4 separate regions of the Mus musculus genome follow, and all the other regions are linked to region 3. Evidence: chromatin loops called from intact Hi-C (ENCODE). Cell type or tissue: heart. All regions are shown on one strand. Region 1 has its middle 7.2 kb from the start of Gm36392. Region 2 overlaps Arhgap28 (Rho GTPase activating protein 28). Region 3 has its middle 53 kb from the start of Epb41l3. Region 4 has its middle 11 kb from the start of Gm36312.

The links. Hi-C counts contacts between places; a loop is a spot of excess contacts. Peaks named below come from ENCODE experiments on the same cell type or tissue, not always from the same donor. Only the 100,000 strongest peaks of a DNase experiment are listed, where the experiment ranks them.
Region 1: a loop joins it to region 3, with 8 times the contacts of the local background. A loop is called at or near these places in 24 of 42 quality-filtered maps.
Region 2: a loop joins it to region 3, with 4 times the contacts of the local background. A loop is called at or near these places in 12 of 42 quality-filtered maps.
Region 4: a loop joins it to region 3, with 10 times the contacts of the local background. A loop is called at or near these places in 19 of 42 quality-filtered maps.

The regions. Positions count from the first base shown.
Region 1 is chr17:68,878,931-68,883,930 of GRCm38, forward strand. No RefSeq gene overlaps it. Among named protein-coding and RNA genes, the nearest start is that of Gm36392, 7.2 kb to the left of the region's middle. In heart, CTCF peaks have their summits at 2,901 (motif pointing right) and 4,730 (motif pointing right); no DNase peak of the experiment used is centred here; H3K4me3 peaks cover 536 bases; H3K27ac peaks cover 400 bases.
Region 2 is chr17:67,867,665-67,872,664 of GRCm38, forward strand. Arhgap28 (Rho GTPase activating protein 28) reads right to left here. Exons shown (of 18, transcript NM_172964.4): 8 at 4,219-4,384; 9 at 4,025-4,116; 10 at 1,287-1,364. Among named protein-coding and RNA genes, the nearest start is that of Arhgap28, 130 kb to the right of the region's middle. In heart, a CTCF peak has its summit at 2,724; DNase peaks (open chromatin) are centred at 2,587 and 2,627; H3K27me3 peaks cover 1,964 bases.
Region 3 is chr17:69,103,921-69,108,920 of GRCm38, forward strand. It overlaps a transcript of Epb41l3 not described here. Among named protein-coding and RNA genes, the nearest start is that of Epb41l3, 53 kb to the right of the region's middle. In heart, a CTCF peak has its summit at 2,336 (motif pointing left); no DNase peak of the experiment used is centred here; H3K4me3 peaks cover 1,706 bases; H3K27ac peaks cover 733 bases.
Region 4 is chr17:68,174,528-68,179,527 of GRCm38, forward strand. No RefSeq gene overlaps it. Among named protein-coding and RNA genes, the nearest start is that of Gm36312, 11 kb to the right of the region's middle. In heart, CTCF peaks have their summits at 2,433 (motif pointing right), 2,632 and 3,480 (motif pointing right); no DNase peak of the experiment used is centred here.

The DNA.
Region 1 (5,000 bases), 220 kb before region 3:
ATTTATCTTTATATATCTATTTATCTATGAATTACCTATGTATCTATCACCTACCTATTATCTATCTATCTATCTATCTATCTATCATCTATCTATCTATCTATCTATCTATCATCTACCTAAATCATGTATCATTTTATTTGTACTGCTGTTTCTGTCCTTGTGGAAAAGCCTAAATACTAATTTATTTCCATAAACAACCTAAATTTCCCTTTTCTGAATAAAACAATAAACTGACACCTTATAAAGATTACAAGGTGAATATTTGGGGGAGGCCAGTATTTCTTCTATTATACACTATGTCAAAAGCTTTGATACATGCCCAAGAGCATGAAGTGCTTCCCACAACCAGGGTGTTGCCCTCCTAATGAGACTTAGAGCCTAAAATCTCCCTGAAGCCCCTGAAGCTTTTTTTAACTTACAAGGTAGTAGAGGGCAGGATGGAAGGCAAACTTTCAAAGAACCAGAACAGCTGAGGCTGGGCTAAAAAGTCTCCTGATTCAGAAAGAGGTTGGTTCAAATGTCAAGAGAAAGACTGTCCTTTGATTCACAACTGTTTATGTCCCTGGCTATGCAGAAGAGCATGGTCCGAGTGTTGTCTAGCAATTTCCTCCACGATAAAACATCCCATTTGAAGGGAAACTTACTAAGGTGCACAGAGAAAAGAAGCATACCTTAGCAAGGATGCTCTTTAATCTCAGAGAGCAAACACGTAAAGACTTCAGGAAGTCCCTAAAACTGATTAGCGTCACTAGGCTCCACCTTTCATGCCTATATAAGCAGAAAGGACTGCTGGGAGACTCTCCCAGACCAGGTGTGCTCCCTTGAAGAGACAAAGATGAGAGAACTTCTTGGAGGAGGCTCAGATCACTTGAGCTGCCTGAGTCTCTCCAACCTGCTCAGCTTTCTACAGGTTGTATTATGAGCTCCGGGTCTCTGTCTTTCATGGGTCATCACACATGCAGGATGGGTCAGCTTACTGAGAGTGTGTTGAGTCACCTCAGCTTCTGTAAGTACCTCTTCACCAGTATCCCTGCAAGTAGCCCCAATAAAACACTGACCAAGTTGGTCTTTGGCGGTGTCCTTATTTTCATCCATCATTTGTTTCCCCACTTGGTGTAGCTACATGTTTGCTCATATCTCCCCAGGAATGTCACACAACACTGAGGTTGACTTAGAACACGTCAACTTACTGGCTAGCTGAGTCCTACTAAAGTTGCCAGAAAGGTTTGACAACTATCACAACTGCAAGTCAGACTACAGAAGTTCCTTTCCCAGCTGGGAGCCTGGGAATCAGAAAGGCACAACATTTATGAAGTAAATGTCACTAGCTTCCACTTCAAGCATTCTTTTCGAATAGAAACCATGAAACGTGGCAGGGAAATATGGCCTAGGCTCCAAATAAGAGAAGGGTCGCCAGTAGCAAATGTGGGTGACCTAGACACTAGGGTGATGGTCAGACAGGGTTGTTCACCTCATTCTGACAGAGCTGAGGGGAGATTAACAAGTAACTGACCTCTGGGCAGTAAAGCTGTGCCTCATGGGAATCTGGGTTACCAATCCGGAAGCTACTTTGTACCTACTGTAGGTGGCCAGGTAAGAAACATACACCATGGGTTATGAATGTCCGGCTTCATACACTCAGAGGACAGAGTCACACATTGGGGAAAGCTGACATCCAGAAGGAATCCTAGAGTGTTTGGCTGAAATTGTAAATACCAGAGTAAGAATCCAAATGTTTAAAAGCAAGTATTAGTATTCAGTGGGGGTTAAAATTAAATGTAAAAGGAGTAAGAGCAGATAGAAAATTGTCCTTTAGACTATCACAGAAGAGACCCAACCGCATATCTTAAAATCTTAAAGCTGGGCATCTTCAGACTCCCAGCAGATCTCCTCAGGAAAATAATTAACTTCAAAGAAAATTGTGTAGCTTGAGAGTGGAGAGCTTCAGAAGTCACCAATAAGTAACCAAGACTAATGCCAATAACATGAAGGGCCACCCCATTATAGGCCCCATTACTATACTTCTGTAGTGTCTGTTGGTAATGTATTACCCAAATCTCTTCACAAGAAAACAGCAGACAAAGCCAAACTCAAGAGATAATCTACCAAAAACAAACAAACAAACAAACAAACAAAACAAAACAGAACAAAACAAAACAACAGCACTCAATAGAAGTCTGGAGAAACAGGAAACTACCAAGGTTCTGCTATGCACTGGAGACAGAGACAAGACAACTAAACACAAGATGGGATCTTAGATTGGATCCTGGAACAAAGACAACAAAAAGCTGGGAAAATCTTAAGTGCAGACAAACAGCTATTGTTTGGTGACTAGGAACATGGAGGTATTCACCCCTCCTTCTGGTCACTGTCCAAGGGTCAGGCTAGATGTTAACAGGAATCAGAACAAGCATGGGCAGATCTTTCCATGTTGTTCTTGCAAGTTTTCTGTAAATCTAAAACTATAGTGTTAAAAGGATCCCAAGGGATCCAGAGGAGAAGAAGAAGAAGAAAAAAAATGAGGCAATATGACTTGAAAGAGAACTTCCAGAAAGGCATATTAACTGATTAATAGATACATAGTAACTGATAAATCTAAACATAGTAAAAACGTTTTAAATGAATCAACTAGAAATGTCAGAACTAAAGAACACCGAGATCTGGGCTGCAGAGAGGGCTCAGCTGGTCCAGGCACTTGTAAGCTACCCCTTCCAGCCTGAGTTCCCACCTGGACTCCCACAAAGTGGCAGAGAACTGGTTCCTGAGCATTGTCCTCTGACCTCCCAACCCACGGGGCACAGTCAGGCACACAGAAAAACAAACAAGAAACAAATAACATTTAAGAGAGCGCTGACAGTTCAAAGTAGGACCCTTTTATAATTGTGCCGCCGCTAGGTGGAGCAGGTGGAGGGATACCTGTGCGACTCGTTTCCTAGGACGTTCTGATAACAGCCACGTTTGGGAACTACTCATTGAATGAACATTATGATAAACGTCACTAAACGTGGAGTATGATGAGGGATCCTAAGGTTGCTGCTGCGTTTGAGGATTTTGATTGCGTTCAGCCGCGTGGAAAGGGCACAGCACAACACAGAAGATGATGGCGGCGGCGGCTGGAGCCAGAGGATCTGTCTTTCAGTGTTCCTCTGCTTTCTCTCTCACCAGAGGCCACCCTTGAGCATATCCCGGTCTCCATGAACAAGAACACTGCTTCTGCCCAGTGAAACCCTTCACAAAGTCTAAGGCTCTTCATAGGAAAAAGTTGTGGGGAGCTGGTCACATAGGTCTCCTCTGTTCAGCACATACTGAAATTTCAGATTAACAGAACAGCAACCACGGCCAGCTAGGAAAAGCTGAAATTACAGAGGCACTGCTTGCCTTCAGTCTCATGGCCTGGCCAATGGCAGTTCCCAAGCAGCCCTCTGCGGGAATGGCATCATGGATCTGACATACTCAATCCCTCATTAACATTGACACTGCACTGAGCCCTTCTGTGAACACAATCACCATGTTGGCTGTTTTACATACATTGCCTCATATAATCTTCGTGGCAATTCTCCACATTGGTATTGATTTTTCTAGAGGGGGATTGAGACTTACAGATAGCCCCCCCCCCCAATTTATACTTACACACTTTAAAAAAATTAATATATTTATTTGTTTACTTACATCCCAACGGCAGTTTTCCCTTCCTCCTCTCCTCCTAGTCCTTTCCCCACACCAAGATGACACTTCAATTCTGGAAAAACAACAACAACAACAATTTAACAAATTAATCCCATTACACAGCATGTAAGCAATTAGCTATCCTTCAAACTCACAGTTTGGTTCATGCTGGCTTGAATCTTTGATTTTTTTTTTTTTTTTTTGAATTACAAAAAGCTAACAGCTACCCTCCTTCTATATGGAACTTTTTTTTTTCATAAAGGGTGTTTCCAAAAGTACCTAAAAGCAAATTTTATAAACCTCCTTTTTAAACAGCCACCACTTATGTAAGTAATAAGTAGTATATATGCATATACCTAAGGTAGACCCTGAGGCTTAATGCCATCCGGTTAGTTCCCACCTCTCTACACTGCTGCACTGGGAGTAAAGGTTTCAACACACGCTTGTGGAAGGACAGCTTGGCACCATAGCAACAAAACATTATCCTCCCCCCCCCCCATAAAACACCTATATTATTCATCCTATAGTACAGCGGAGCCCTCCATGTTCCAGTGGAAGGATTTCTGGATAAGAAGCACATGGGTTCGGTTTACACAGTTAAGTTCTTTCCTGACAGATGCCATCGCTGACCATCCTTAAATACAGAAATGCAGGTAGAGTTTGGGTGTGCTAATTGCACACATGAGCCAGTATATTTCTCTCACTGCTACATTCCACATGGAGAACAGCTGTGACCTGACAGCTTTTGCAAAAATGTATTCAGGTACAGTAGCAGCGAACTGTATCCAGATGCCTACATGCTGCTCTATGTCTGAAAGGAAGCTGGGAGTCAGAAACCAACAGCCATCAGATGTGTCTCACCTTCAGATAAATATTTCATGCTCACAATAACTTTTTCCAAATGCAGCTTGACTTTCAAGTACACTGACACTTGTCCAGGCAGCGATCTGCACAAAACACAAAGGCCAAGGGAACAGCATTTTAATTTAATCACAGGCCCTGTGAATATTCTCCCTCTGTGGGAAAACCAGGGCCTTTGGTACAGAATAGTAATTACAGCCAGTAGATGGCATCTAAAAGCTAGGATAATATTTCAGATCTATATTTAACCCCAGACTTGCTCATTTCCAAAGGTTGACCCTCTAGCGTTAGTCATATTGAATCAATTTTAATTTTCAACCCTATTCACACCAGAGTTGAACTTAAGATTTTTTTCAACCAATAAACTCTTATCACTTTTACTGCTCACATAGTGCTGCTGCAGTAAGCAGACTAACACAATACTACTACACAGTAAGCAGGTTAATGTGGGTTCTCCGAGCAGCTATCAT
Region 2 (5,000 bases), 1.2 Mb before region 3:
AAACAAAACAAACAAACAAAAAAAAAAACAAAAAAAAAAAAAGAAAGAAAAAGGAAAAGAAATATGCTACCATATTTCAACATTTCTACCTTGACCCTTCTCATAGGTATAGATTCCCTCAAGTATAAGTGAATTAATGAAGGGATTCCTCTCCACCCCTGTGCCTTTTCTTTCATTGGCTTATCACAATCATTTCTTCACCACCACTTGCACATTCTTTTCAAGGCCCATCATTGGGTGTCCACAGACTGGGGTGACCAAAACGTAGGCATGTGTGTGCCCAAAAGGAAGCACAATGAAAGCTTTTACTAGAAAAGGTTCGCCCCTCCAGGACTCCTCACTGCTCTGTAGAGCTTGCCTGTGTGGGTATAAGAAGGCAGAGCAAAGGAATTCACACTGCTGCGCTGCGGTTTTATGTAGATGCTGGCATTACCATACATGGAACTGGGGTTTCAGAGCTGCTGCTGAGTGAGTACTCCAGTGGTTAGGAGCACTGCTACAAATTCTTAGATGAAATCTGACCAAAGAAGAAGCTAAGAATGGGTCTCAGCTGTGAGCAATTAGCAATGGAAGTAAAAGCTCAAAGACTCCTAAAGGCCAAAAAAAAAAAAAAAAAAAAAAAAAGTTGATCCCCTAAACAGGTCCGGGTGTTTCAAACTCCAATCTGAAGACAAGCAACAGTTTTAATGGCAATGTTTCACTCTTCTAGCTTCTAAGAATCGCAGCATGGAAGAGACATACAACCGAAGTACTTAAGAGTATTATGGCAAGCCAAGCCATACTATCAAAGGGACAACGGCGGTCACAGAGACGAGATTTCTGATGCTCACTGGAACTGGGTCATGGTGGCTTAAGAATGTCCCCCATAGGCTCATATATTTGACCGCTTTAGTCATTAGGAAGTGGCACTATTAGAGAAAGGTTAGGAGGTGTGGCCTCGGGAAGTAGCTGTGGTCTTGGTAGAGGAAGTGCGTCATGGTGGGGGGTTGGCTTTGAGTTTTCTAAAGCCCATGCTAGGCCCATTTTTTTCTTCTCTCTGCCTTCTGATCATGATGAAGCTCTTAGCAACTGCTGCAGCATCCTGAGTGCCACCACGCTCCCATGCTCTTGCCATGTTCCCACCCCAGCCCCCGCGCCACGATGACAATGGACTCACTCTCTGAAACTGTAAGCAAGCCCCCCAACCAAATACTTTATTTTATAAGTGTTTCTCGGGTCCTGAGCGACTGAACGCTGACCAAGGCTAGCTCACGTCTTTATCTGGGAAGAGAGATATCACTGAGTACCTTGACTTTGGCAGTACATCCCGAGAGTCGAAAAATTCCTTCCGATTCCAGACCTGATTCCTCGACTTTCTGAAAAAACTAGAAATTGACAATAAATTACATAAATTAAATACCTCTGTAGGATGACAAACATTCTAATAATAATAGTAATAATAATAATAAGAAGAAGAAGAAGAAGAAGAAGAAGAAGAAATAATTCTAAATAATCTATGAACCTGATACACGGATGATTTCTGAAATACTAATAACTGGCCCAAAAAAGTCAATACTGCCTTTGATTTGCCAGCGAGTAAATTCTCCATTTAGATCATCTATGCTGTAACTTCCCAACATCAACTCCTACCCATGGACTCTGTTGGGTATGTTGTCTTATCTACTGTGCTATGTTTCCAAATTGTATCTTTCAAATATGATAATCATTTCTCTTATGTTGACCAACCAATGCTCAATCACACCATGTGTCTACAGCCACACTACCCTGCATGAACGTAATGTCATCTAAATCTACCCTCATTGGTTACAAAGGACCTAAGAACTTAAAAGAATTCTAGAATATTAACTAAGGACTTAGACATGTAAGAATTAACCTCTCTCTTAAATACTCATGGTAGTGGTGGCGATGATGGTGATGGTGTTGATGGCGGTGAGGACATGATGGTGGTGGCAGTGTTGATGACCTTCAGCCACTGCTCTCTCAACCCTGCCTGTACTACTCTCCCCCCTGCTGAGGGAGGCTGAGGACCCAGCTGGGTTTTGCACCTATGTCATCTAAGCTTGTGCTGAATTGCCTTGGGTTAAAGGTTGATTTTTGCAAAATCCATCCTTGACATTTAGGACAAAGTACGTCATTCGTGCTTTAACTTCCGAGCAGGAAGGGCAGCACGGGGACAAGGACTCTCGACTGCGCACGCTCCCACAAGGGCTCCGGGAGCTTGGCACATGCGCTCAAGGACTCTGGGCTGCGCATGTGCTCACAAGGACTTATGGACTGGGCATGCGCTGTGTACCTTTTACGTTGGCTCATCCTCCTCTGCCCCAGTTGCCGTGTTTGCAAAGTGATAAAAAAACAAAACAAAACAAAAAAAAAAAAAAAAAACTGCCCCTTGGGCCTCTCCATGCTAACGACACAGGATATGACGTCATTGGTACAGCCCTTCCCATGGGGAGACTCCCTACAGACAGCCCCTCTGCACAGAAAGGATGCCAGCATCTCTGTCACTGCACCCTCCCTGCTCCTTCAGTGGTCAATTGATCACCAGACTTGAGGAAGCAGCTCTGGTTGAGGTGCCAGGAGCCACTTAGAAGAGGAGAAGAGGGCGGATGCAGAACTGTTAGTGTGGGTAAAAGCAAGTCTGTTTCCCCAGCCAGGGTTTATGTATCATTTACAAACCATTTAAAATCCAGGGAGGGCTAGGATAAAGGCCTGCGGTGTTAAGTGTGCCACCAGGCGTCGCTGTTGCGCGTAAGTGAGGACTTAGGTAAGCCGATTCAGTTGTTACCCATATTTGAAAGTTGTGGGACATTGAGAGACCACTCAGTGGTTATGAACAGACCCTGATCAAGCAGAGGGCCCGAGTTCAATTGGCAGAGTCCTCACAGGGAGTCTTGCCACAGCCTGTGCTTCAGTACCAGGGGATCTGACATCATCTTCTCATTCCCTCAGGGGCTTACATGTATGTGTGCATGCACACACAGAGACACGGACGCATAATGAAAAAGAAACCTAGATCTTTAAAAAAGTAAAGCAATTCTTTAGCAATCATAGAGAGCTCTAGATACAGCAGTTGAGATATTAAAAAAAATCCTTTGGGAGAAGGAGTGGGGTGAAGGATTGTTGGTGGGGGTGGCTGTGAGGGGGGGCAGTGACCAGGATGTAAAGTGAATAAGTAAAAAAAAAAAAAACCTAATAATAATAACAATGATAATAATAATAATAATAATTTGGCTTTCTAGGTTAAAAATAATTATTTTTTTATCAATTATATGTACTTAAAATTTGACATCAGATTCAGAAAACTGATATATTCTGATATCTAAATGCTCAATATATTTTCTACCTCAAATATATTTTATTTAAATTACATATGTGTGTGTGTATATGTGTGTGTGTGTGTATGTGTATGTATATATTGTCTTTATTACCTTGATTTGAGTTGTAAAACTCCATAAAATGATTGCATACACCCATTTGGCAAACATAGCTTTTGATACATCTCACAAAGCACTTGTAAGTTCAGCAAATAGACTATTAACAATCACATCTATAAAGATAATAATCAAAAATGCATGCAAACAAGCTAAGCATAGTGGGTATGCCTTTAATCCTAGCACTTAGTAGGCAGAGGCAGGAGGATCTCTGTGAGTTCCAGTATAGCCAGGTCAACAAAGTGAGACCCTATCTTGATTTGAAAAAAAAAAATCCATATAAACATGTGTAAATTCGTGTAAGCACATGCGTTTACACAAGCAGCATTGGACAAAACAACCAGAAGCCAGAACACTGTCCATCCCTGACAGAACATTGTTCTTATGGAGGAACAATGTAACAAGGTTCCAGGGCATGCAACAACAGCTCCCAAGGTGGAAAGGTTCCCGAGGCTTGTCCCTCCAGTTCATGTGCCTGAAACAGGACCCTCTGTGAAAAGCAATGGTCAGACCTCAATAGGGCTCCCCCAACTTTAACTCTACAAGTGCCCTCGGAGCTCACTGTCTCCTTGGTCTTTTGCCCAGGGACTCACTTTTTGTAACACCAGGGGAACTTTCACTGCAGGGTCCTTCTTCCGGTCATTGTCCAGGAGGACTGTAAGTGGCACTCCGAAAATCCCGTTGTCTGCAGAGAACAGAGCCAAGGGAGGAAGAAAACACTAAAGTCAGGAACGTGTCCTCGTGTCCCAGGGCGGCGCTGAGGCGGGCAGCCTGGTCTCATAGTTACCTCGGCCTCTCACTCGCTCGGTTTTGTTTCTCTTCAGTTGTATCCCAAAAGCATCGAAGAAGGCTGTCAGCTCAATCAGAGAGAGGTGGCGGATTTTCTTCATGTCTTCCACAGACAGGTCCCCCGTCTCGGTCAACCCAAATCTTGTTTTCTGAATGATAAATTTCTAAAAGACACAGTGAAGATGTTCAATTTTTTTTTTAATCAAGTGAAATCAGGACACACTAAATTTATACAACAAAACCTAATGGAAAAATACCTACAAAGAATGTCCTGGACCTAAGAGACAATGAATAGTTGTTTAAGAACACCTAAAGACCAAGGCTATGCTAACTGGAGCCAAAATGGCGCCCTGAAGGGTGGGATTGTGTAGCTGTCAAGGTTGTAGCCAGAGCCCGATCACAGCTGTGACAGCAGCCTCCTCTCCCTTCTCCCCCTTTTCCAAATTAATGTGTTTGTGTGTATGTGCACATGTCTACGTGTAAGCATCGGCAGGCTTGCTGTAGCAGGTGTGTGGACATCAAAAGATGTGTGTCTGTGCACATTTCTATGTGGATGCATAGGCAGGCCATGTGGATGTCAGAAGATGAGTGTCTGTGCACATTTCTACACGTAAGTGTAGGCAGGCTTGCCATAGCAGGCATGTAGGTGTCAGAGTCAGTCCTTGTCTCTCATCCTACTTGACAGGGGCTCTCCATAATGTTGGCTGCTGAGACTGTGACACTACTTGGCTTATAAACGTTGGCAACCTGAACCCTGAACTCCCCTGAACCCTGCCTCTT
Region 3 (5,000 bases):
GCTTCATCTTCTTTATAGGGTACCAGGATCACCTCTAACTTTCTTTGGAAGGATCTGTTATTTTGCTATTGACACCAGCTTCTGTACTAGTGGGGTATGTGGAAAGAGACCTATGGAAAAACTGTGGAAGTATGGGCTTTCTATACCACAGGGCATGCTGCTAGCTCCCCTCCCCCACTCCATTTAAAAATCTAATTGGAAAATTCCATTGCGTCATCGTAGGTCAAATTGCCTTGCCATCCACTTGATAACCAGTGCGAAGATGTGCACATCTTAACGGCCAGTTTTGCATGAAAGTCTCTCTCTCGGTTTTAAAGCTATTGACAAGGGGCCACGTTAAATAATGTTTCCAATTCATTTCGTCTTCACTTTAGCCAGTAGATAGCTGGAGAGCTCAAAGCTTCAGACGGTCCATAGGAGTTTGTTTGTTTGTTTGTTTGTAATCAACCATGTGGCTGGAAAGATGGTTCAGTGTTCAAATGGCTGTGCAAATGAGAGGACCTGAACTCAGATCCTGAGGGCTGGCTGGCTGACTTCCTTCCTTCCTTCCTTCCTTCCTTACTTCATTTATACATTCATTCATTCTGTCTGTCTGTCTATCTGTCTGTCTTTCTTCCTTTTTCTCTTTCTTTTCTTTTGATTCTCAAGACAGGATTTCTCTTTGTAGCCCTGGCTGGCTGTCCTGGAACTCACTCTATAGACCAGGCTGGCCTCGAACTCACTAGGTTTTAAAGACCTGCACCACCTCTGGCTAGTGGGACCCACTTTCAAAGCTGCTGTGGCCACACTTGCTTCTGACTTCCGCACTGAGGCATGGGGCTGGGGCAGCTGGAGGCTGGTTAGGCTTCCTGCTCAGTCAGGAAAACAGCAAGCTCCAAGGTTGGTGAATATACCTAGTTCAAGAGAGTACGGTAGAGACTGCCAGGTCAGGACACCCGATGCTCTCCTCTGGCCACTGTGTGTGTGCACAGGTGTGTGCACCCGCCACCCCCAGTACATATAGTAAATGGAAAAGAGCTATCTCTGTTAGCAAAGACGAAACACTCCAAATCGCTATTCTTGTTTATTCCCGTCAGTGTGCTTTTATAGATCATTTATGGTAACAGCGATAACTCTTGGATTCTTTGACTTAGCAACAGTTTACAAAGGGGAAAAAAAATCACTTTATATCTGCAAACGGTGGGGCAAACATAGCGGTTGATCTCTCATCACAAGAATAAAACTCTGGTCACACACAGCACAGACCGGCATTTCTGGGACAGTTCTCAATGCCTTCATGCTTATCTGACCCTGATCCAACCTGTTTCTTGGACTTCTGGGAAGAATTCATGTGAACTGTATGACTCAGACTGGCTCAAAGGTTACCCTGGCCCATCTTCAGCTGTCAGCAGAACATCTTGCCTGTCTCACGATTTTTTAGAAATCTCCAGAGGGGCAAAAATGACTCCGAAACATTTTACTGCCTGTCAGGTCCAGCGGGTGTCAGCAGAAGTCCTGGGGACTGAACTAGTCTGCTGCTGCTCTTCTGAACTTTGCTTTCCCAGCAGGGTTGCCAGGTTGGGAGGCAGTCTGAGATAGCTCAGGGAGCCAGCTTAGCTGCCTTGGAGGACTGCTTCTATCTCCTCGGAAGAGACAAGAGGTCCCGGAGTGGCTGCTTATCTGGAAGTTTTTATCTCTTGCTCTAGCTGGAGCCTACCTCAGGCTCGAGCGTGTTATCGGAGCCTATTTTTAAGTGTGCTTACCCTGAGTTAACCCTGTCCTTTGTACCTTCGGCAGCCTCTGCTCCCTCAAACAGACTCAGCAGGTCTGAATACTGCCTTCTTACCTTCTCACGTTATGAAAAGCAGAGTAATTTGCGTGTAATTTGGGAAGTTGTCTCCCCCCCCCCCCAGTCATATAATACAACAGGAATGTCATGAATTTTCTGATTGCAAATTGTTTTATATGCATGAAAGAGTTAACCTTGTTAAGCTGGTTTTTGGGTATTCACAAAGACTATCCTATGTACCCCTCAGTGCCTGGTCCCCAAATCATACAATCTAGAGTGGGCTCTGCAGACAGCAGCTTTGGGACGAGTGTCTCTCCCATAGTAAACGTGATAGAAATGTTCGTTCTAATCCTTCCAATTATTAGAAAGATAATCTCTTTCCTCTCTCTCTCTCTCTCTCTCTCACACACACACACACACACACACACACACACATACACACACACACACACACACAACTATAGAGTTTAGGGATCTGTTGAGTAATTTATACTTTGCCTCGGTTTAATTGATCCAAATCTTGTGCTGTGAGCGCCACCTAGTGTAGGTTTCAGGTTAAGAAAATCCTATGGCTTTTTCAAAGGGACAAAAATTAACTAACTTCCTGACTGTTCTCCTTTATAAAACTAAAAAACAAAAGACATTGCTATTTCATAAGGTGCTTCCCTGGCTCTGAACACCCAGGAAATTGTGGCTATGGTGGAATTATTTTTAAAAAGTACTGTGTGTGTGTGTGTGTAGGGGTCATGGAGTTGATTCTCCGTATATATCATTTGGTTACAAGCTCGGTGGCAAGCGACTTTCACACTGGCTCACAGTGACTGTTCTTAATCAGTCTCCCACTTCTCCACAAGTTCTCACTCCATAGACTTTTAAAAAGGCAATAATTGCATCACTCATGTGTCTAATTTCGGTTTCAAGTTGTAATTGTTACCTTCGCCTGTGGTAAATGGATTTAGATGCAATTTTCTGGTGATAAAACAAGTAAGATATCTTAAAATTTAAAAGCTCAGAAATGGCTCAACCAGTTTAGCTCCTAGTTACCATCTGATTTGCTTTGTTGTTGTAAACTGGAGACTGTGTTTTGATGGACATTTTAATTAAATTTTTAATAATGTCATTAAATTATATTTGGAAAACTCCTATGCTATATACAGCTTTATGATTCAGGTTGTTTACTTAGTAACCAAATGGAATTATCCCGCAGTTGGCATGGAAACTTCTTCAATTTTGAAAATAGATTCGGATCCCTTCCTATTTTCCTCTCACAGAGAGGAACTTCAGGTGCTTGTATGGCTTGTTCAGTGTGGAAGTTTGAACAGGGATGGCTCCCAGCGGCTCATATATTTGGATTCTTGGTCTTTCATTGGTGGAGCTGTTTGGGGAGGATTAAAAGGCATGGTATTTTTGGAGGAGGTGTGTCACTAGGGTGATCTTTGAGATTTCAAATTCTCAGATAGCTCTTTCTCAGAGGTCACTTTCTCTGTTTCGGTCTCTCTGTTTGCCCCCTCCCCGACTTGTGGGTCAGATATAAACTCTCAGCAGTTGTCCCAGCTCCATGCCTGCCTGCCTGTCTGCTGTCATGGTCCTCGCCATGAGGCTCACAGACTCTAGCCCTCTGGAATTGTGAGGCCCTTAATTAAATGCTTTTAAAAATAATAATAATAAGTTGCCTTGGTCATGGTGTCATTTCCTAGCAATAGAAAAGTTACTCAGACAGCCAGTGACCTCCAAGAAGAAGGTGTAAATACAGTCATTTAATGAGGTGATAACGTCTTAGAAATCAGCCACCAGATGATTTTGCTCTTGAGTGAAGAACACCACGGAGTGAAAACTGAGATGTTTTCCATGCTGGTGTCTCTGGAGTGTCCTTGGGTGGTATGGTATCATGGGACCACCAATCAGGTGTGACTCTTCACTGATATAAGTGTTCTTGTGTATGACTCTACGTGCTTTAAACTAGAGTGTGTGTATGTGCACCTGCCTGCAAGTGCCCAAGGAGGCCAGAGGAGGGGGCCTGATCCTTTGGAATGGGGTTTGTAGGTGGTTGTGAGCCTCCTGATGTGGATGCTGGAAACTGAAGCTGGGGTCTCTTCAAGAGTAGTGTGTTCTCTGAACTGCTTAGTCATTTTTTGTTTGATCTACCTTAACAGAAGACAATTATGTGACAATTGTATTCTCTTGTGTTTGGGCTTTTAATCCATTACACTCACGCGTGCGTGCGTGCGTGCGTGTGTGTGTGTGTGTGTGTGTGTGTGTCCTGCCAGTCTCTGTGTGTCAGAGTGTGACTGAGTGTGTGTGTGTGTGTGTCTGTCTGTCTGTGTGTCTATCTGTGTGTCTGTCTCTGTGTGTGTCTCTGTGTGTCTGTGTCTGTGTGTTTCTGTGTCTAGGTGTCTGTGTGTTTGTGTGTCTGTCTGTCTGTCTCTGGGTGTCTGGGTGTGTGTTTATGTGTGTGTGTCTGTGTGTGTATATTTGTATATATGTGTGTGTGTGTGTGTGTGTATCTGTATACCTGTATGGTCTCTGTGTGTGTTACTGTAGTATGTAGTGTAGTGTATACACACATGCTGGTGCATGAGCCTATAAGTTTATATGGAGGCTAGAGGAAGGCACCAGTGTCCTTATCTATTGCTTTCCACGTTATCCCTCTGAGACAGGGTCTCCTACTGAGCCTGGAGTTAGGCTGTTGGCCAGCAGGCCACAGTGCTCCTCCCACTGCTGCCCCATGCAGTGCTGCCCCCCATCACTGTCCCCCACCGCTATCCCCCATCACTGCCTCCCATCGCTGCCCCTTCCCCTGGCTCTCGAATTACAGGCACACACATGACTTTTTAGATAGTCCCCAGAATCGGAACACAGGTCTTACTTGTGTAACAAGCACTCTTACCCACCAAGCCCTACAACAAGTTGCTTTGAGTATAGTTTAAAAAAAAAAATCCAGCTCAACGTTGGGATGTAGTTGGGAATGGAAAAGTACCTTTATTAGTCCTCCTACATAGTTCATTCGACGCTGTAGCTTCATGAAGAGGGGTTTGACAATCCAAGGGATAACAGGTCTTGAGAATTGCTAGCCTACTCAAGATGAGGCCTATCCAATTCCACCTCCACACACTAGCTTGATGTCTAGGAGCTTCTGAGCTTCCACGTTCCGGTTACAGGAGACCTAGCACAGAAGAGGCACTCGGGTGGAAAGTCTGATGCCAGTGGCACATTGGTGTTGACAAACATATGT
Region 4 (5,000 bases), 930 kb before region 3:
ATATTCCTGAGTCCATTCTCCCAATGTCTGGAAACTGCTCTGCTCTGAACCCCATAGAGAGTGCTGCACAGAAGGAAGTTTAAGTTGGAAGGAGCTTAAATCAGCCAGCAAGGTGGATTCTGGCACTTGCTCCAAACCTTAGATTGTGAGCTCAATTCAACAGCACGACCAACACAGAATGGGATAGACAGAGTGGATCTGAAATAGAGAGAACGCAGCAGCATGCATCACATGGCTTGTCCCTGTCACATGACTTCTGGTAGCATCAGGTTTTACCTACTGAACCTTCTCATCATTATGATGATGATGGGAAATTTTCCATTATGTATGGAAATTTTGCTGCTGTAGAGATGGAGACTAGCTCCTTCTACGCAATACAGTGTAGTCTGCTGAGCTGAGTAAGGGTCGCTGACTGCCTAGACTGAAAGATGTTGAAGAAGGCAGGGATGGGGATAAGAAATTACATCAATTGCTTGGTGTTTTTGTTTTTTGTTTTTGTTTTTGTTTGGTTTTTTGTTTGTTTGTTTTTTAGAGACAGGGTTTCTCTGTATAGCTCTGGCTGTCCTGGAACTCACTCTGTAGACCAAGCTGGCCTCGAACTCAGAAATCCTCCTGCCTCTGCCTCCCAAGTGCTGGGATTAAAGGCATGCACCACCACTACATCTGTAATGGGATCCAAATTCCCTCTTCTGGTGTGTCTGAAGACGGCTACAGTATACTCACATACATTAAATAAGTAAATCTTAAAAAAAAAAATGGCTTCAAAGTTACTTTCTATGTAAAAGAAACGGAGAAGTCTTTGTTCAGTGGCATGCTGGCCAGGTGAACTGCACTCCTTCTGATCCACTCTTCTGACTCTCCCATATTTGGACAACGGGTCTGTTTCAAAGTTTGGTTCCATATGTCACTCAGCACCAGGGAGTCTACTATGTCCTGGTTTGTTCTACTGGGAACCAGAGCATGACTGTAGTCTACAGCTGTGACCTTCCAAAAACGCTGCTTAATAGTACTTTAAATATTTATTTATTTATTTATTTATTTATTTATTGTGTCTGCCTGAGTGTGTGCATGTATACTACATATGTGTAGTACGGGAACCCATGGAAGTCAGAAGAGGGCATCTGATCCCTGGAACTGGGGTTACATATAGTTATAAGCAAAAATGTGGGTGCTGGGAAAGTATCCAGGTGCTCTGCAAGAGTGGCGGTGATTTTAACCTGTGAGCCGTCCCTCTAGTACTGCACTAATGCTTTTCATTTCCTAAACTCTTTGTAGACTCATCTTGTACATTTAAGTTTGGGTTTTCTATGGGTTTTACTTGTATTTTGTGCCTCTATAGGTCTTGGCTCATAAGACAATAAATCCTATGATGACAGGAATATTTTTTCTTTTTCTTTTTTTTGTAGCTAAGATGGAGTTTAGCACATTGTAAACCTTAGCAAATATTTCTGAATTTGAATCCACTAGTGGGTGAGTGATGACACTAATCATATCTGAAAGTTGACCTGAAGTATGAATTGTGACTTGTGTATGAAAGACAGTTTGAACTGTGGGTCCTGACAAACTTGGGCTCAAATATGTCACCATGTACCACCTTTTCAATATATTCCATATGTTCCTGTCCATGCAGATTCCTTTGGATAGAGAGGTCACTTCTCTACCCTGCTTCTCTTCATCCTCCTCCTCCTCATCTTTTTCTCATTCTACTTCTTTATGCAAAAAAATATGTATTTATTCATGTGTCTGAGTGTATACACGCATGTGCACTATGCCTGCACATGTGTATTGGATATATGTGCACTAGTGTGAATGTCTGTGCCTCCATGGAGGCCAAAAGAGAGTGGCAAATTCCTCAGAGATGGGAGTTGGACAGTCCTTTACAGTGAAACTATCTGACTGCATGCTGGGATCTAAACCCTGGACCTCACGGCTGAGCAGCAAGTCCTTAGCCACCGATCCTTCACTCTAGTCTTCTGTGCCACTTCTTCAATGACGTAATCATCTTCTTCCTTCAAAACTCAGTCATCAATAAAACAAGATACACACCAAGAAAATTGTGTTACAGAAGACTATTTAATTTTCACGGGGCGATAGTTCTAGTAGAGCATCAACCGAAAAGACAATTTATAGGTCCATTTTGAATCGAAACAAAACAAAACTATAGTGTATCTATTGCTCCATGATTCTTGCAAGGCAATAAATAGGACTTAATGACTTTTCATATATTAAGTCATGGTGAACTGTGCTTGCCAAGGTGAGGGGACATTCAATGTATGCCACCTCTGTGTAGTTCCCTTTCCACTGTCGAAACACCAGGGCAGGATACCCACTAGATGGTCTGGCTCTCCTTACCCGGGAACACTAATCCATTGGGGTGATTTCAAGGACCCCTGAAAACCAAGGGGAACAGCACTTTAAGGATGTAATTTCCCAGGTGGGCACAAGGGGGAGCAAGATCTCAGAAGCAGTTTGGTAGGCAACCCCAATTGATTGCAGCCCTGTTCTCATTTTGGTTTTGTAGGTCTTAAAAAAAAAAAAAAAAAAAAAAAAAAAAAAAAAAAAAAATCCCGAATGCCAAGATCGCAGTAAATGACTGCAAGGCCAGCAAAGGACAGGACAAGGGAGCACGGCCTAATGAAGCACAACAAAGGCTCAGAAGTTGACCGTAAAATGGGGACCTGTGAGCTCTTGACAGTTTAAACTCAGTCATAAAGACGGTCGATGTGCTTTAGAAAGAGAACACAGACAACTGAACACAAAGCAAGTCACAGATAAAAATGAGAATACAAATGGCAGCAAAATTACAGATATGAATCAAATTCTAGAACTGAAAGATAAAATAATTGACCTGAAAAATTCACTAGAGTAATTTGGCAAAAGGCTCTATCATAGGGACACTGAATGTACAGCGAAGATAAAGAAGACTTGATTAGATAAAATAGTAATAATAATAATAATAATAATAATAATAATAATGGGTCGGTAAATTTGAACATTTTGTTTGAGACCATCAAGTTTTGGGGTGCAGAAAGAGAACAGGAATGAAGAAGGGCAGGCATCTGCAGGCTGCGCTCCTCCATGCATCAAAGGCTTTTTAAATTTTAGGCTTTATATCACAAATAACTGGGCTAGTGCACGTGTTATGAAAGTGTAAGGAGAAAGGGGGAAGGAGGGAACTTACTTGAGAATATGATGGCAGCCAACTTCTCATATTTGAAGGAAGAAATGAACATGCAGGATTGGAGGTAAGTAAACTCAGTTGTAGGATTAGCACCCCCTTGGGGGTGGGGGGCAGGCAGAGAGACAGAGAGAAGGAAGCAGGTAATAAAATATTCACATTTTAGACACAAGAAGAACTCCAGCTATGGTGAAGCCAAAGAACAGTCCTGTGCAAGTTCAGGTAGCCGTCTGAAACCAGTAAGGAGCAGCCAAAGATTAGCTACCAGCACACTGGAGGAAATTTCCTATCAGAGTCCCCTGTGGAAACCTTGTAGGCCAGCAGGGGGCGGAGTGATGAATTCAAACTGCTAAAAGAAAAAGGTCAAACAATATTGTAGTTGTCAGAATTGTCCTTCTGCAACAAAGAGGAGATGGAGGCTTGCCCAGATGAGAAGCTGCTGGAGTTCATTAACAGGAAACTTCTATACAAAATGTTAAATGGGGGTTGGGGGGGAAGAGGGGAGAAAAAGAGAGAGGGGAAGGGGGAGGGAAAGGAGGAGAGGGAAAGGGAAAGGGAGAGAGAGGGGGGAGAGGGAGAGAGAAAGAGAGACAGAGAGAGAGTAAAGGAGAGAGAGAGGGAAGAAGGAGAGAGACAGAGAGAGAGGGAGAGGGAGGGAGGGAGGGAGAGAGAGAGAAAAGAGAGAGACAGAGAGAGGGAAGGAGAGAGACAGAGAGAGGGAGAAGTGTTTTCCTCATTGGTCTTGGTCAATTTGACATAAACCTAGACATAGCTGAGAAGAGAGTCTTCTCTGAGGAGATGCCTCCACAAGGTTGGCCTTTGGCAAACCCAAAGTTGTATAAGAAAGCAGGCTGAGCAAACTATGAAGAACAAGCCAGTAAGCAGTACTGCCCCATGGCCTCTGCTTTAGGTCCCGCCCTGGACTTCCTTCTATAACGGGCCGTGATATGGAAGTGGATAAAGGAGTGAAGCTCACTGAGTTGCTTTCAATCATGGTATTTGACTACAGTGATAGAAACCCTAACTGAGATAGCTGTCGGGAGTGAACGCTTATGGTGGTGGGATGTTTGAGTCAATATGAAAAACCCTGGCTCCATTAAAAAAGAAAAGGAGTCCTTCAGGTTGGAACAGGAGGGTGCAGAAAGAAGCACAAAGTCTTATACAAAAATACTTATATGAGCAAATATGGCAACCTGTATTTTAACTTGAGTCTATAGAATATAAGTGTGAAAAAATAACCCTACAAATCTCGTAATGGGTACAAAATACTTATAAACATTAAAAACATGAGATACAAACAGAGCAGAGAGTTTGTATTTGGTTGAAATTAGGTGATTGTCATTTTTAAGTTCTATGTGTAACTGTATTGTTACTTAGTAGAATGCTACAACTTTGTTTCATGTGATTGGAGTGTCACACAAAAGAAACTATTTACACGTGCACACAAAGCGAAATGAAATACTGATCATGCCCTGTCAATCAAAATCCCCAAACTGGAAAATAATGAACTACAAACAAAATCCTGGGAGGAGGAAGAGAGGCAAAAAGTGTGACACATTAAAAAAAACAAAAACAAAAACAAAAACAAAATCCCTGAAATGAGTAGAATACTCCTTCCCCGTCTATGATTCTATTTTTGATTTTTGAAGACTTATTTATTTTATAGGTATGAGTATTTAGCTTGAACCAAGGGGGTATCTGGTACCCTCAGAGGCCTGAAGAGGGCAGCTCACCTAGAACGGGAGTTAATGATTGTTGTGAGCATGTAGGTGCTGGGAATAGATGCTGGGCCCTCTGAAAAGGCAACTTAACTACAGAACTG